Regions from separate parts of the Homo sapiens genome. Here regions 2 and 3 are each linked to region 1. A link is a loop called in an ENCODE intact Hi-C map of the cell type or tissue named here. Cell type or tissue: psoas muscle. All regions are shown on one strand. Links, peaks and the distances in the headings refer to the core of each region. The heading gives the core; the rest is flanking DNA. Region 1 overlaps EOLA2-DT (EOLA2 divergent transcript). Region 2 has its middle 10 kb from the start of MTMR1. Region 3 overlaps MAMLD1 (mastermind like domain containing 1).

What was found. Peaks named below come from ENCODE experiments on the same cell type or tissue, not always from the same donor. Only the 100,000 strongest peaks of a DNase experiment are listed, where the experiment ranks them.
Region 2: a loop joins it to region 1, with 3 times the contacts of the local background. A loop is called at or near these places in 28 of 110 quality-filtered maps.
Region 3: it touches region 1 in a loop (4-fold over the local background); 40 of 110 quality-filtered maps call a loop at or near these places.

The regions. Positions count from the first base shown.
Region 1 is chrX:149,947,960-149,953,323 of GRCh38, reverse strand. It overlaps EOLA2-DT (EOLA2 divergent transcript), which reads right to left. Exons shown (of 12, transcript NR_027456.1): 7 at 4,930-5,018. Among named protein-coding and RNA genes, the nearest start is that of EOLA2-DT, 12 kb to the right of the region's middle. In psoas muscle, for the core only: a CTCF peak has its summit at 2,411 (motif pointing left); no DNase peak of the experiment used is centred there; H3K27ac peaks cover 1,226 bases.
Region 2 is chrX:150,680,445-150,685,808 of GRCh38, reverse strand. No RefSeq gene overlaps it. Among named protein-coding and RNA genes, the nearest start is that of MTMR1, 10 kb to the left of the region's middle. In psoas muscle, for the core only: a CTCF peak has its summit at 2,046 (motif pointing left); no DNase peak of the experiment used is centred there.
Region 3 is chrX:150,483,536-150,488,899 of GRCh38, reverse strand. All of the region lies in intron 5 of MAMLD1 (mastermind like domain containing 1), which reads right to left. LOC124905223 (a long non-coding RNA gene) reads right to left here. Exons shown (of 2, transcript XR_007068346.1): 2 at 1-3,940. Among named protein-coding and RNA genes, the nearest start is that of MTM1, 82 kb to the left of the region's middle. In psoas muscle, for the core only: a CTCF peak has its summit at 2,663 (motif pointing right); a DNase peak (open chromatin) is centred at 2,683.

The sequences.
Region 1 (5,364 bases), core at 183-5,182:
TGCACTGTGTAAAAAAATAAGTAAACATGCCAAAAAAGGATCCCCCTGCATACCCACCTAAGTGACAACATGTGCTGTCAAGGACGGAGAGCAAATGGAACTCACACATTGCTGGTGGTAATGTAAATTGCTACAGCCGCTTTAAAAATCTGTTTTTCAATATCTGCTAAAATTAAACATATGCATATCCCATAAATCATCAATTTTACCTCTAGACATGTACATAACAGTAATACATATTCACCAAAGAAAGTAAATCCAAGCATGTTCATAGCAGCTTTGCTTGTATTACAAAAACCTGGGAACAATTCCAGTATGTACAAATAGCAGAATGGGTAAATATATCATGGTATACTGATAAAAATGGAATAGTATATGGCAATGAGAATAAAGTATTGCTGACATGACAACATGGATGAATCTCACAAGCAATATTTAATATAAAAATCCAGACAGTAATAAGATTACGCAGTGTACGATCTCATTTATATAAAGTAATAAAAAATGTTGCAAAATAGCGATTACCTTTGGGCAGAAGTAGTGACTTGGAGGGTATTACAAAGAGGTCCTAGCGGTGTTCTATTTTGTGATTTAAGTGCTGGCTATCTTGTTAAGTTGTGAATGTTCATCAGTGCATTCACTTAATATTTGGGCATGTTTTCTGTTTGCAAATTATACTTCCATTAAAAATGTTTTAGGCCAGGCATGGTAGCTCATGCCTGTAATCTCAGCACTTTGGGAGGCTAAGGCAGGAGGATTGCTTGAGGACAGGAATTTCAGACCAGCCTGGGCAACATAGTGAGATCTCATCTTTAAAAAAAATTTTTTTTTAATTTGCTGGGTGTGCTGGTGCATGCCTGTGGTCCTAGCTACTAAGGAGGCGGAGGTGGGAGGATCACTTGAGCCCGGAAGTCAAGGCTGCAGAAAGCTATGATCACATCACTGCACTCCAGCCTGAGTGACAAAGTGAAACCCTGTTTCAAAAAAAAAGTTTAAGAACTTTTAAATGTATGCTTCATTTTCTCTTCTTTTTAAAATTTAGGCTTGCTTATATAGCCAATTGCTAAAAATCTGTAACTAAAACCAAGACTACAGTAGCTCAATGCATAGAAGTTAAAGATAGATAAGGCAATTTTGTAACCTCGCCTTTTACTTTCTGTTTGTTGGCTTTTACATTACTTCAAAATTGTTAAGGAGTAATAAATGCCTGTCCACGTCCATTCCTGTCTGGCCTAGAACATTTAAACTGTCTATAAGTCTTTTGGCTGTAAGTCTCTTGGCCATAGAGATCCTACCAAGGGACAGGATGGACCTGGGGCAGGCAGCCAAACCACCTCCACAATGCTATGGGACAAAATAAAAGTTTGTCCATTGATGTTGCCTCTGGCAAATCCTGGCCAGAAGGAAAGAATGTAAACCAAAAATAAAATTCTAAGCTCCCCAACCACCTGAATGGACCCCTCCTCTTGGCCAAGGGCATTCCAAAGTTAACCTGAAAAACTAGTTCAGGACATGATGAGGAAGGGGGAGTCGGACATGCCTCATTACCATCAACATGAACACTGTCCTTAAGACTGATACAATAGACTCTTTAAGTCTAATAAGAAACATTTACAATCTATTCTCTCTGAAGCCTGCTACCTGGAGGTTTCATCTGCATGATAAAACTGTGGTCTCCACAACTCCTTATCGTAAACCAGACATTCCCTTCTAATGATTCCAGGTCTTTAGATAATAACTCAACCAATTATTAATACCAGTCAGAAAATTTCTGAACCTGCCTATGACCTGGAAGTCCTCCAACTTCCATTTGTCCTGCTTTTCCAGACCAAACGAATGTACATCTCACATGTATCAGTTGATGTCTTATATCTCCCTAAAAACCAAACTGTGGCCTGACCACCTTGGGCATGTCACCAGGACCTTCTTAGGCAGTGTCACAGGCATGTCCTTAGCCTTGGCAAAATAAACTTCTAAATTGATTGAAAAAAATTTTTAGGTTTTCTGATAAGATTGTCTGATTCCAAGGGAGAGGTGTGAGAATTATACATGAAAGCTTTTGTTCCCAATTGGACAGAAGGATGCAAGCGACTTTTGATCACCTGCTCTACCATGAATAGTGCCACGGGCTTCACAACAACCACGAGAGGTATGTATTTTATGTCCACTTTAGAGATGAAGAAGACTCAAGAACAAGAAGATTACTAGTTTCAGTTACAAATATATGATTCCAGCATTTCTAGAATGAAAAACTCAGGAAATATCTGAGAGAGAAAGGTCTATAAAGAGCACTAAATCCAGCCCCTTTATTTTACAAACTGGGAAAATCTGTCCCAGGAGGGAAAGGGACTAGTTCAAGACTACCCAACTACTCAAAGAGAAGGAACTCAAATTTCAATCTCTTGAGTGCCACCCAGTGGACAATGTACCATGACCGATATTTACAGACAAGTTACCAAAAAACTTTACAGAATAGGGGGAAAGAGCACTCATTAAACTGGGAATTGGAAGAACTGGATCCTGTCCCAGTTTTGCCAAGTAAGGTTAGCTTCCCCTCTCTTGGCTTTAATTTCCCCATCTGTGTAATATGAAGTGACAACAGGAAAACCAACATGAGGCAGCAAGTCTTGGATCCAAGACAGAGACAGATCCAGGTTTTGTGGGGCTTGAAGCTTGTAACATCTGGGGCCTTCTTTAAGTATAAGAATGCAAAATTACCAGTATAAAATTGGGAACAAAAGCAAATATTTAAAGTGAGAAAAAAAAAACAAAAGAACACACATTTGAAAACGTTGACAAATGTTAGAAACATCTGAAAATTTAGAAAAAAATAACATAAATAGCTACTTATCTTTAGTACTTAACTGCCTCATGCACTTCTATAGTATGTTATTCCTGCTTTTCTTGTTTGTTATAGTTGGAAACACAGGATTCAGCATATAGTTATAATCACAACCAAGATTTATTACAGCAATGTAGTTAGGGCACACAGCCAGATCACAAGCAGAAAAGACAGGCAAAGTTTGGAGGAGCCCATGCACAGACTTCCTTATGCTCTCTCCCTCCCATGAGGGGCCACACAGAGCACATGCTTCTCTCGGCAACAAATATGCAGTGGCACGTGTGATGTTTCTGGCCAGAGAAGCCCAGACTCATTGCCCACACTTTACACTGGTGTTTGGTAACAGAGACTTCCTCTGCCTAGCATGCACCAAAATTCCAGACTCCCAGAAGGAAAGCAGATATTCAGCATAAACTACGTTTTCTGTATCAACAGTCAAGGCACAGTGAGCCATCTTATCAGTTAACTGTTGACTAGGGAAATTCTGAGAGTCAAGTTTCCAGATGCCAGCAGGGAGCGTAACTTCCAAGCAGGTCTTTCTAAGGGTAGCAGTCACAGGAACTATGACTGTGCCCTTTCTAGCTCAGGACACATTTGATGCTGTGACTGTTTGGGAATTCAGTCCCGACCAATTTAAGAGGTTGTGTTTCTTAGCTGTCTCTGGCTCCTGGTTTGCGCAGTTTAATTCTGTGCCTGCCCAGCAAAACTCTTCTGCATACTACTCAATGTTTCTAGTCCTTCTACAGGTCCATGTCCTACAATCACAGGAATTCTGAAAAATGCCATTTCACAAAATCCCCTTCCAAATGTGCAAATAAATGTATCTTGTATTTACAATTGCGTACACTGCACGCTGGGTATATTTCTGACAAGAGAGCACTTTTGCTTTTCAGTGAAAATGGAATCCTTCACTTACAATTTTACACATCTGATTGATGACTGGAAGATTTTTCCACAGACTAGCTTCTGGTGCTGTACATTGTGAATCTTGGTTCTCCTCCACTGCCAACATACCCCTGATGCCAAGTGCTGCAGGTCACAGTGACATTACAATGTACCCTTCAGCCTCACCCCTCTTGTCCTAACACTGGATGCATCAGCACAGTGAGCAGAAGTATTCCTGCAAGCTATTCCAATAAAGGGCAGCTGGCAAAAACTGGGAAATATATGGAATTGCCTGTGGACTCCTGAAAGATATCTCAAAAATATATCCTAAACTAAATGAATCCCAACTTAATGTCCCCTTAGTTGAATTCTCAATATGACCATGGTCATTGCATTGCTACCCAACACACAGGCAAGAGGGATAGAGACAGCATAGTGGAAAGAAAGATTCCCTGAACCAACTGTGGTTAAAATATCTTTTGTAGATTTTCCAAACCATACAACTGTAGGACCATAATGCTAGGGCTCCTTCCAGGGCTGTTCAAGCAAGAGACACTGAAGCTTTATCTTTAACTTCATTCACTTCACTGTGTACTTGCATCGGGTCTAGAGACTTACAGAAGAGAAACCATGAGAAAAGACATAGGGCCCAGATAATGAGACAGAAGGGAAGAGAGTACACAATCAGAAACAAGGACAAGGAAATTAAGACAAATTCCAGATAAACAAAGTGCAAAATTTACCTGGGAATGTGTGACCTGCATGTGACCTAGCATGGGAGAGGCAGCCTGAAGAGTTATTCTTCCTAAGCTGGGGCACAACACAAGGACAAAAACAACAGAGCTGGCTTTATTCCATGGCTGAGCCAGGAGGACATACCATGAGATTCTGTCGATATTGAGTGGACAGGAAGAGGACTAGTTCAGAGATGTCAGGCTTCTTAGACCACAGACAGAGAGGTTTTGCTAGGCAGGCACAGAATCAAACTGGGCAAACCAGGAGCCAGAGACAGCTAAGAAACACAACCTCTTAAATTGGTCAGGACTGAATTCCCAAACAGTCACAGCATCAAATGTGTCCTGAGCTAGAAAGGGCCTTCTAGTTACCATATTCCACCATTCCACCACCATCTTGTGGTGTAGAGATCAAATCACCATAGTCAGGGTCAAAAAGACTGGTTGAGTCCTGCCTTGATCACTTACAGTACAAGCTGAGGCAAATCACTTCCCCTCTCTGAATTTCAGTGTCCTCATCTCTCGAGTGAAGAGAATGATAATGTGGTCCCAGGAGCCTGTGAAGAATTCAGTGTCACATTAGGATGAGAAAAAGGACCTGGCGAGGCATTCCTGCTGACCCAGAACACAACACAAGAATCTAAGGGCAAGCACGCTGTAAGCTTCAAAGCCTTGCAGGAATGTTACCTTTCCTTTACTACAGAGGAGGCACCAGCAGGGGAACTCTCTTGGCACACAGTTGGAGTCCTCAGAAAATGTTGATTCTCATGGACTCTTCTCTGTCTCTAATGTACAAGCAGTTTCAAGCAGGGGTCTTGTTGGTATTTTAGGGGGAAATTGATGGTATTACTTTGGGATTAATTTGATAAGACTAACGGTCATTTTACAAAGAGAAAGTCATCC
Region 2 (5,364 bases), core at 63-5,062, 730 kb before region 1:
AAGAGTGATCCAGAGTGTCAAGTGTTGCTGGGACATCTGGTAAGACAAAGAAGTGTTCCCTGGATTTGACTGCAAGGAGGTGGTGTGGACTCTGCTGAGAGCACTCCCAAGGGACAGAAATGTCTGGGAGGGCAAAAAGAGAGACAGTGAGTTCAGACCACCTAGTCACAGGTTTTGAGTTGCATGGACCAATAAAATGAAAACAAAACCGAGACCCACTGTTGTTGTTGTTGTTGCCATTGTTCTTGTTGCCATTGTTGTGTGCCAGGACCATAACATATGACTGCCAAGTAAGGACTGTGTACATGAGGCTCCATCTTTGAGAACCAATGTTGAAGCCTTCCATTGCCCTGCTTGCCAAGTAGATGTCAGCTGGAGTTAGGGGGATCCTTTTCATCCTGAGCACCACCACATGGGGCTCACCAAAAGTGGGGAGAAAAACACACAGTCTCTTTGCCACCTATGCAGACAGCCGTCAACTCAGTCTGGGCTTGGGCAGTGATGCTTTGCAGCCCTAGGGTGGACTGGGCAGCAGGAGACCTGGACTCCAAAGCTGGACTGCTTTGTAAGGCCTTCAGCGCAGAGTTTTAACACTCTTGTTTGAATGTTAGAGATTTTTCAAACGCTAGAGATATTCACATTCAAATATAAGTTAAAACATCAGATATTATATATGGATTATCCATTTCTCTAAGTCTGAAATAGCATAGTAATTGACTTGATGTAATTAGAGGCTGAAATTTATAGACAGTAACCATCAGGTCTTAGGAGAGGTGTGCAGATGTGTTTAGGGATGAGAAAGATAAATGCTTTTCTTGGATGAGATTTTGAGTCCATTGGAGAAGCAGGAGCATGGACTATATTTTCCATTCTTTATTTTCAATCTTTGTGTATCTTTATAGGTGAAGTGTGTTTCTTGTAAGCAATAGTTTCTTGTAGGGTCTTGTTTTTTCATCCATTCAGTCACTCTATGTCTTTTGATTACAGAGTTTAGTCCATTTGCATTCAATGTTATTATCGATAAGTGAGGACTACTCTTGTCATTTTGTAATTTGTTTGCTGTTTGTTTTGTGGTGTTTTCTTCCTTCTTTCCTGTCTTCCTTCCTTCTTTCCTTTAAGTGAAGGTGATTTTCTCTGGTGGTATGATTTAATTTCTTGCTTTTTTTACATTTTGCGTATTTGTTGTATATTTTTACATTTGAGGTTACCATGAGGCTTGCAAATACTATGTGATAATCCATTATTTTAAGCTGATGAGAACTTAGCACTGATTGCATAAACAAATAAACAAACAAGCAAAAAGAGAACTAATAAAAACTCTACATTTTAACTTTATCTGCCTGTTTTTAAACTTTCTATTGTTTCCCTTTGCCTTATTGTATTGCCTATGTCTTGAAAAGTTACAGTTATTATTTTTGATTTATTCATTGTTTAGTCTTTCTACTTGAGTGTTTTACACACCACACAGTCTTATAATATTCTGTGTTTTTCTTTGTGCTATTACCAGTGAGTTTTGTACCTTTAGATAATCCCTTATTGCTCATTAATATCCTTTTCTCTCAGATTGAAGAACTCCCTTTAGCATTTCTTATAGGACAGGTCTGGTGTTCATGAAATCGCTCAGCTTTTGTTTGTCTGGGAAGATCTTTATTTCTCCTTCATGCTTAAAGGATATTTTCGCTGGATATTCTATTCTAGCATTAAAGTTGTATTCCTTTAGCACTTTAAATACGCTATGCCACACTCTCCTGGCCTGTAAGGTTTGCACTGAAGAGTCTGCTGCTGGACTTATTTGGGCTCCACTGTATGTTATTTGTTTCTATTCTCTTACTGCTTTTAGGATTCTTTCTTAATGTTTGATCTTTGGGCGTTTGATTATTAAATGCTTTGACGTGGTTTTCTTTGGGATGATACATGCATGGGCCTAGCTCAAAAGAAAGCATGTGCATAGGAGCCCAGCAACAGAGAAAGCAAGCTGTGCTCTGGAGGAGGCAAAAAGATGAGGCACCCCAGAATCTGGAAGATAAAACTTTTTTCTCCTCTGGTCTCTCTCTCTCTAGCGCCCTCTACTGACAAGGATTTACATTATGCCAGCTGGTAAGAAATATTTACAAAGCCCATCTCCATTATCACAGAGCAGTTAAAGGAGGATGCCTTTGGAGCTGAGAATGCATTGATAAGTGGCGTGGACACTCACAGACTTACTGGGTTGAAAGAAACGCTAATCTAATGTCTTCCTATTTCCAATCCACATCCCACTTGATGATTGAATTCCTCCTACGAAATCCTACCAGGCAGTGCTTCTACAGGTGTAGGGCCAAAGAAAGAAATCTCTACATTTAAAGCCTATTTATGTCCAGAGTATCAATCAATACAACACACCTTTCCAAAAGGAGCTAACTCTGTAATCAGTGATTAATTCTTTCAATGACATCTATTTAAGGATGCAATTTGACCAATATGTAGGTATTGCCTGAAATAGTCATTTCTAAACACTTGGCACTGGGCCAGCTGCACAAAATTACCTGGGGTGCCTTTAAAAAAATTAATAGACCTTTCTTTGTGTAGTTTTAGGTTTCGGAAAAATTGAGTGGAAATTATAGAGAATTCCCATATACCCTCTCACAGTACGCCCCACCCCCCGTCCCAGTTTCCTTATTATCAACATCTTGCATTAGTGTGGTACACAAGTTACAATTGATGACCCAATATTGACACATTATTATTAACTCAAGTCCACCGTTTACATTAGGGTTCATTCTTTGTGTTGTACATTCTATGGGTTTTGACAAATACATGGTAATGGCATGTATCCACCATTATAGTATCATAAACAATGGTTTCTGGTTTCAGTGCTCTAAAAATCCCCGGTGCTCCACATACTCATCCCTCCCTCTTTTCCTCCCTCCCTCTCCCTGAACCCCTGGCAACCACTGGCCTTTTTACTGTCTCTACAGTTTTGCCTTTTCCAGAATGTCACATAGTTGGAATCATACAGTATATAGCCTTTTCACATTGGCTTCTTTCACTTAGCAATATGCACTTAAGTTTCCTCCATGTGTTTTAATGGCTTGATAGGCTCATTTCCTTTTAGTGCTGAATAACATTTCATTGTCTGAATGTACCATAGTTTTGTTTACCCATTCACCTATTGAAGAAGATTTTCACTGCTACCAACTTGTGGCAACTAAGTGACAAACATGGGGCATCTGCTGGAAACGTTTGTGTGAAGGATTTGCCTAGACATAAGTTTTCAATTCATTTGGATAAATGCCAAGGAGCATGGTTGCTGGGTCATATGGTAAGGCTATGTCTAGCTTTGTAAGAAACTAAACTGTCTTCCAAAGTGTCCGTGCCATTTTGCATTCCCACCAGCAATGAATGGGAGTTTCTGTTGCTCCACATTCTCTTTTTTTTTTTTTTTTTTTTTTTTTTTTTGAGACGGAGTCTTGCTCTGTCGCCCAGGCTGGAGTGCAGTGGTGCGATCTCGGCTCACTGCAAGCTCCACCTCCCGGGTTCACGCCATTCTCCTGCCTCAGCCTCCCGAGTAGCTGGGACCACAGGCACCCGCCAGCATGCCCGGCTAATTTTTTTGTATTTTTAGTAGAGACGGGGTTTCACCGTGTTGGCCAGGATGGTCTCGATCTCCTGACCTCGTGATCCGCCCGCCTCGGCCTCCCAAAGTGCTGGGATTACAGGCGTGAGCCACCGCGCCCGGCCCTGTTGCTCCACATTCTCACCAGTATTTCATGTCGTTGGTGCTTTGGATTTGGCCATTCTAATAGGTGTGTAGTGGTATCTCATTGCTGTCTTAATTTGCATTTCCCTGATGACATACGATGTGAAGCATGTTGTCATATGCTTATTTGCCATCTGTAGATCTTCCTTGGTGAGGTGTCTGTTAGTCTTTTGGCCATTTTTAAATTGTGTTGTGTTTATTGTTGAGTTTGAAGGGTTCTTTTTATATTTTGGATAACAGTCCTTATCGAATATGTGTTTTGCAAAGATTTCTTCCCAATCTGCAACTTGTCTTGTCATTCTCTTAAGTATTTTTCACAGAAGTTTTAAATTTTAATGTGGCCCATTTTGTTAATTTTTTCTTTCAAAGATTGTGTTTGAGCTTTATATCTAAACACTCATTGTCAAAGTCAAGATCACCTAGATTTTATTTCTTTAAAGATAATTTTCATATTCATTTTTATAATCTGCCTCCAGCAATGTTCTAGTACATTTTTAATTATCAGCTCTCTGAAGAAAGACAAAGCCTTTATTTGTAGCATTTGCTCATTTCTGTGGTGTAACTCTTCCCAGCTTGGCCGATTTCAAAGTACCACCTTGACATCACTGAATACAGAATTAGGAAGAGATGCTCACAGTTGTCTCTGACCAACCTATATAAGCCAACTGCAGCAGAATGACTGCTTGTGTCTGATAATTTGAATAATCTGAAGTCTTACAAGTCGTTTTCTGCTTTTTTGTTTCTATTGATGTTCGCTGAAGGCTTTCTGTCTGCTATTTTTCACTGAGAGATGTTCAATTTCTTTGAAAAATGATTTGCGAGAATTCTTAGAGGCTGCGATAAAGGTGTGTTCCTCCATAGAGCATTTGCTTCCACCAGGCACCTGGGGGCACCACAAGACTGGTGCCTGAGGATTTTTGAACTACTGAGGTGAAGTGAATTTGAACTATACTGGAAAGCCTGCTAGTGAGCACCACTTCTCAGGGACATTTGAATCTTCTTCCCTCTCCTCTGCTCTGGGCCAAACAGTTTTCCTTACAGGCCTCTGCTATCGTGGGTATAGTGGGAGTGTGTAAGAACGTCGAGGTAATCAGGCATGAACTCCCTCAAATTCCCCCTTGTGTTCATACCCTATGGTTGCTGTAACAGATTACCCAAGCTTAGTGGCTTCAACAACATACATTTATTATCTCACTAATTATTATTAATATTATATTAATCATTTATTATTTCTGGGGATGAAAGTCCAACCCAGGTCTCACTGGGCTAAACTCAAGGTGTGGGCAGGGCTGTGTTCCTTCTGGAGGCTTTAGAGAAAAATCTGTTCCCTGTCTTTTCCAGCTTCTAGAGGCTGCGCGGTCCTTGGCTCCTGGCCCCTTGCTCCATCTTCAAAGCCAGCATGGCCAGTCGTCTTTCTCTCATGGCATGGCTATGACTCTGAAGTCTCTTCCACCTCCAGCTTCCACTTTTAAAGAGCCTTGTAATGACATTGGGTTCACCTCAATAATCCAGATGATCTCCTCATATAAGGGTCAGCTAGTATCACAACCTTAATTCTATCTGCTACCTTAATTCCCCTTTGCTATGTAACCTCACATATTCACAGGTTCTGGAGATTAGGACAT
Region 3 (5,364 bases), core at 309-5,308, 540 kb before region 1:
AAACATGCTGCTCGTTTCTGTAGAGAAGGTGCTGGTGTCCCACCATACTTCTCTCTCCCTCATGAAGGGCTTGCGACCCAGCAAATGGGTGGCTTATATGGGTCTGTTTCAAAGGAAGAGCCAGCTCTGGGAAGAAAAACGATGAGCATAAGCATAACCTACCACTGTGCCTGGGAAAGCAGACAACTTTTTTGATGTGTGAATATCTAATGAGAATGGAATCCATCAATTACCTTAAACTTAGGCACAGTCTTCAAATTCAATATATGTGGGATATACTTTTAGTCAGTTTGTAGACGTTATTTGTAATAAATAATCTGGCTTCTCTAAAGAAATTATTTTAAGTGTTTGGTTTGGTTTGATTTAATGGTAAAATTATATTTAGTGGCAGAGAATTATAGCAATGGTGATAAACTATAGAGTGTCATAAGTTCATATCTTATTCTCACATTTGAAGCTGCCTGCAGATGCATTCAAGATGCAGCCAGAAGTCAGGAGACTCAGGCTGTTATTTGGAGCTCATCATTTTACAGCCTTGCTGGACTCCCACTTTCTCAGGGGAAAAATGTGGTGTTGACCCAGATTAGCTCTCCAGGCCCTGCTGAGTTGGGCACTCTGTAAGCTGGAGGGTCTTCTATTGTCTTCACCTAAGTGTCAATCAACAACCCAAATGGGCATGGGGGAAGAGGGAGCTGGGCCAATGCCCAGGGTGCCTGGTAGAGAGATACCTTGGGCACTGGAAGGCACCAGCTTCCCAGAGAGAAGGGGGAGGGCCATGAAAAAGTTGGCTGTAGATGCCAGGGACACTGGGACTCTCCAGCTGTGTGTTTGTGTCTTCTGAAGACTTATGTTTCATTCCTTTGGAGCATGCATAATCATACACTGTGGGATGTGTTATATAGATTGCTTGATAGTTCACCACTGTAATAAAATACTGTGACTGGAATCTGCTCCCAGTCTGCCTTTGATAGCACTTGTGCAACACACATTTACTGAGCATTTACAGTGATCCAGGACCTGTGTTGTGAAAACATTGATGGACAAGGCAGATGGTGGAGCACGTCAGTGAGGATTTTTAACAAAGGCTGGTAAGTGCTATAAAGGAACATTGTAGGACACTAGAGAACAAAGAACAGGAGAACCTGACTTAGGCTGGGGTGGGGCGTTGGTTAGAGGAGGCTCCTTGGAGGACATGAGGTTTAAGCTGTGACCTGAGGATGAATAGATGTTGGCCAGGTGAGGGGCCCTGGGGAAGAAAGTTGGCAAAATTCCTAAACCAACTTGATCTATGTCACAGCTTCACCCAGTGCTACTCCTATTCTAAGACCCAATGAATACCCGGGTCACATAGGGAGAATGCTTGCAAAATGTTGGATGTCCTTGGGAAAAGAGCTGCTTTCTGCAGTCACGTGGAATCATCCCACAGACCGCTGTGCTGTAGTAGATGGGGTTGGGGAGGATGGGAAAGCCTTTATCTTTCTGTTTCTAATTTCTTCAATTCCAGAAAATTTACTTTCCTGAAGCTGTAAGGTGTCCTTCATTTTCAGCCTCAATTGTTGAAAATTAGATTACAAACCAAAGCAGGAATTCCATGATATGTTTTTAAGTTGTTCACACAGTAGAGTTGGGTGTGTCCCATTTATAAAACAATCCATCATAAGTCAGTATAGAGCAGAAGAGATAGCTAAGAAAAATCCCTGAGTCCTAAATGTCAGAATCAGAAGGGCCCATAAGGATAATCTAAATCAGAGGTTCTCAAAGTGGAAGGGCAGGGGTGTCCTTGTACTAGCAGCAGCAGCAGCAGCAGCAGCCCCTGGAAATCTATTACAAATGCAAATTCCAGGGCCCCACCTGTATCTGTGGAGTCAGAAACTCTGGGGATGGAACCCAGTAATCTGCATTTTAACAAGCTCTCCAGGCCACATTCCAATGTGAGAACCACTAATTTAATCCAATCCTCTCATTATACAGAATAGGAAACTGAGTCTGACCCCTGGTCAAGCCTTGCTACTGCTGTCCAGCAGGATGTGATATGGATGATGGATCAGTGACCACCGTGTGCTGCTTTCCAACTTCCTCTTTCCCAATTGAAATTTTTTTTTCTTTTTATTGCACTCTTACTTTCTATGCCAAGGTGAGCATGGTGACCAGTGGTCCCTGAAACATGAAGAGCTATATACTGACCAAATTCAGAGGATGACACATCACCTAGGGTTTCCGGATTGGAGTTGGATCCCTTTGGGAAAGGGGTAAATAGGTTTTCCCTAAGTGTGGGCATTTTGGGAGGTGTATGCGTGGGAAGGAAGGTGTGTATGAATGAGGATGGCCAAGAGATTGATTGCAACAAATACTGTTGGTTGCCAGCACTAAGTCTTCCTTCTCTTGACACCTTTCCCCATTTTCATTTAGGCAGCTTCGTTTGGCCCATACCACCTCTGTGCTTAGGAGGAACCTGGCTCCACACAAGGTTCTAGCGGGGGACACAGCTGACATGAAGCAGCACAGTAGGCTAGTAGGCGTTGGATCCATTCAGACTAAAAAGCATGAAATCTGGGGGGGCTTCTGGGAAAGAAGCTTCCTGGCTCTTCTGACAGAGATTCTAGAAGCCATTCTCCTGCTCTCTGAATGGGGCAGGAGGAAATTTGTAGCCTCTGGAGTTGCTGGCACTATCTTGTGCCCACAAGGGGGAGCCAGCCTTAGGATGAGGCTCATGCCACTGAAGGCAGAGTAGACAGCCAGAAAGAAACAGCATCTTTGATGACACTGAGGAACTGTTGATTCAAACCAACCCTGAAGTCCACCCAACCGCTGGACTTTAACTTTCAGGAATCAGTAAGTCCCCTTTATTGTTTAAGCCAGTGTGAACTGCGCTGTCTGCTAATTGGGACTGAAAACATCCCAACTGATAATCTGGCCTGGCCTCTCAGACCCCTGAGTTCATGAGGTCTGCTTTACACAGCCAGCCTCATATTAAAAAACACCCGATTTTTAATGATGAAGCTTGGGGCCTGCTGAACCCTGCTCAGCCTTGAGTCATGTTCTTTTATCTACTGACCAATTCATTTACAGAGACAAATCTAACACACCTGAACCATCTGTACAATGCACTCTAGCAAATACATTCAGTATGGATCAAATATCACAATCCTGGGCTCTTCATTCAGATCTCAAGTGTGGTACTCAAGATCTTCAATATGCATTAGTTGAATGTGATACACATTTTAGATACAATAGTCTAGCTTAATAACATTAAGAATTTCTGGGTCATATTCAATTCTGATGCAAACTAGAATATGTACTTTGTGGGTTTCTGTGAAGAAAATAATTGATGATTTAAAATGGGATTCATCTATAGAAAAGAAGCAATGCTAGCTCATAAAAGCAATTATTGGCATCAAACTCCTGAATTTTTAAATCCCTTAAAAAGTCCAAGAGCATACCAGAAAGTCAAGATTTGGTTTCAAAGGTAATAACTGTAAACAAAAAAATTAAAAGCCCGTAAAAGGTGTTGCTGGGTAGGATTGTGATGGCTCTAGAAACAATTGTGAGAGCTCATTCTCTTTCTCAATTCCTAGTCTAATATTATTTGAAAAACTTTATATAATGAGAGAGTGAGAAATAGACATAAATCAAGTTCAGGGTTACAGAGCAATGCTTAGCCTTCAGGAACCTCTTCTCTGGGGGAAATTTCTGAGCTGGAGTTGGCTTGGACAATGAGCTCGGGCAGGACAGATGGGGGATGTGGCTGCTACCCTTGCAAGTGGGATGTAGGGGAGCAGGAATAAAGTAGATTGTTTGGAAAAGAGGAGCTTTCCTCTCTACTGGGACAAATGTACGTGGAGCATTTGATCAGTTTAGCAGAGCCTTACTTACCCAGAGGCCCTCACTCCAGTGCTCTGTGATGAGTTCAGAGGCCAGCAGCCAAGATAGGGGCAAAGAACTGGGGGAAGGAGGGAGAGTTAGTGGGAACATCACAGTTGTCTTCAAATCTCTAAAGGGCTCTTAAACCTTGGGGGGTCATATTGTACTAGAATGTTGATGAACCTCAAGATTTGTAATTTGTCTCAAAAGTGGGGCATGGAGAAGGATTCTAAACTCTAAACTGGATGTCAATCTAGCTCTGACAAATCACAATGCAGACTTTTTGTTTGCAGCAGGGACTTGGTGAAGTCTTTTAAGTTCCTGAGACCACGTTGTCATTCAGAAAGCCAACTTAAACAATTTTATTAATGAATGAGTCCTCGGTTGTAATCTTGCCTCTTGCAGTGCAGAATAACTACACGGCTTGGAAGAGTGGTTCTGCCCACCAGCTGCTGTGGAACAAGCTGGGCAGAATAGATCTACATGATTCCAGATCTATATGAATGCACAGGGAATTGACATGGTCAAGGCCATTGCCAGAGGCTGCTCTTTCAACCCCATTCTGCTGCTTTGATCTGTATCAATCTTGAACTAGGGCAATTCATAGAGCATAAGGGAGTCAGGAGACCTTTCTGGGTAGGTGGGTGGGGAAAGGGCCTCCTTGTGATGTAATTATTCTGCCAAAGCAGACATTTCCAAATTAAAAGTCAACAAAGCAAACAAAAGAATAAAAGAAATGATTAAAATGGCTATCAAAATGATAAGAACAAATAAAAACAAAAACCTAAAAAGATAATTCTCACAAAGAATGTAGAATCTGTGCTTATGAACTAGTAAAATAAACCTCTTTTTTTTGGTTTAAACCAGTAGTGGGAGCTTGTTCATATACTATCAAGTATTTTTATAAGTCACATTTAAGCCTACCAGGAGAACATATGCTTAACAGCCTTCCAAAAACGTTCACTTTATACTGTGCTAGTCATAAAGAAATAGCAGAGTTACAAACACACTGTGTGTAAGTGAAGACCACTCACTGCTCTCAGAACTGACCAAAATCGATTGGCTTATGTTAGGAATATCAGCACCACCCCAAAGTGGTATGAATGAATCTTAATCAGGGAAAAGTAATAAAATGAGTGGCCTGAATTTCGAAACTAGCTGTTTTTGGCTTTTCTTACCATGTGAAGCTGTCACTGTGGTATGTGAAATGGCAGCCAGAAGTTTTGTTTTGTCCTTGTAAATTGCATTAAATGACGACAACAACAACAACAGCAGAAACAACAGAACCACCAGGACAAATTACCACTGGCGGTATAAAATTGTGTACTTGTTGGAAGTTGAAGAAATCACATGTTTTCAGACATTGCACAAGTGCTATAGAAGGATAAGGAGCTTAACTGGACCAGAGAAATGCATCATGGTCAGTGGGTAAATGGGCCCTACATGCAGATGCAAAGTTCTCCTTTCTGCCCAGTGCAAGAATATGGGTTCATCGGCCTCCAA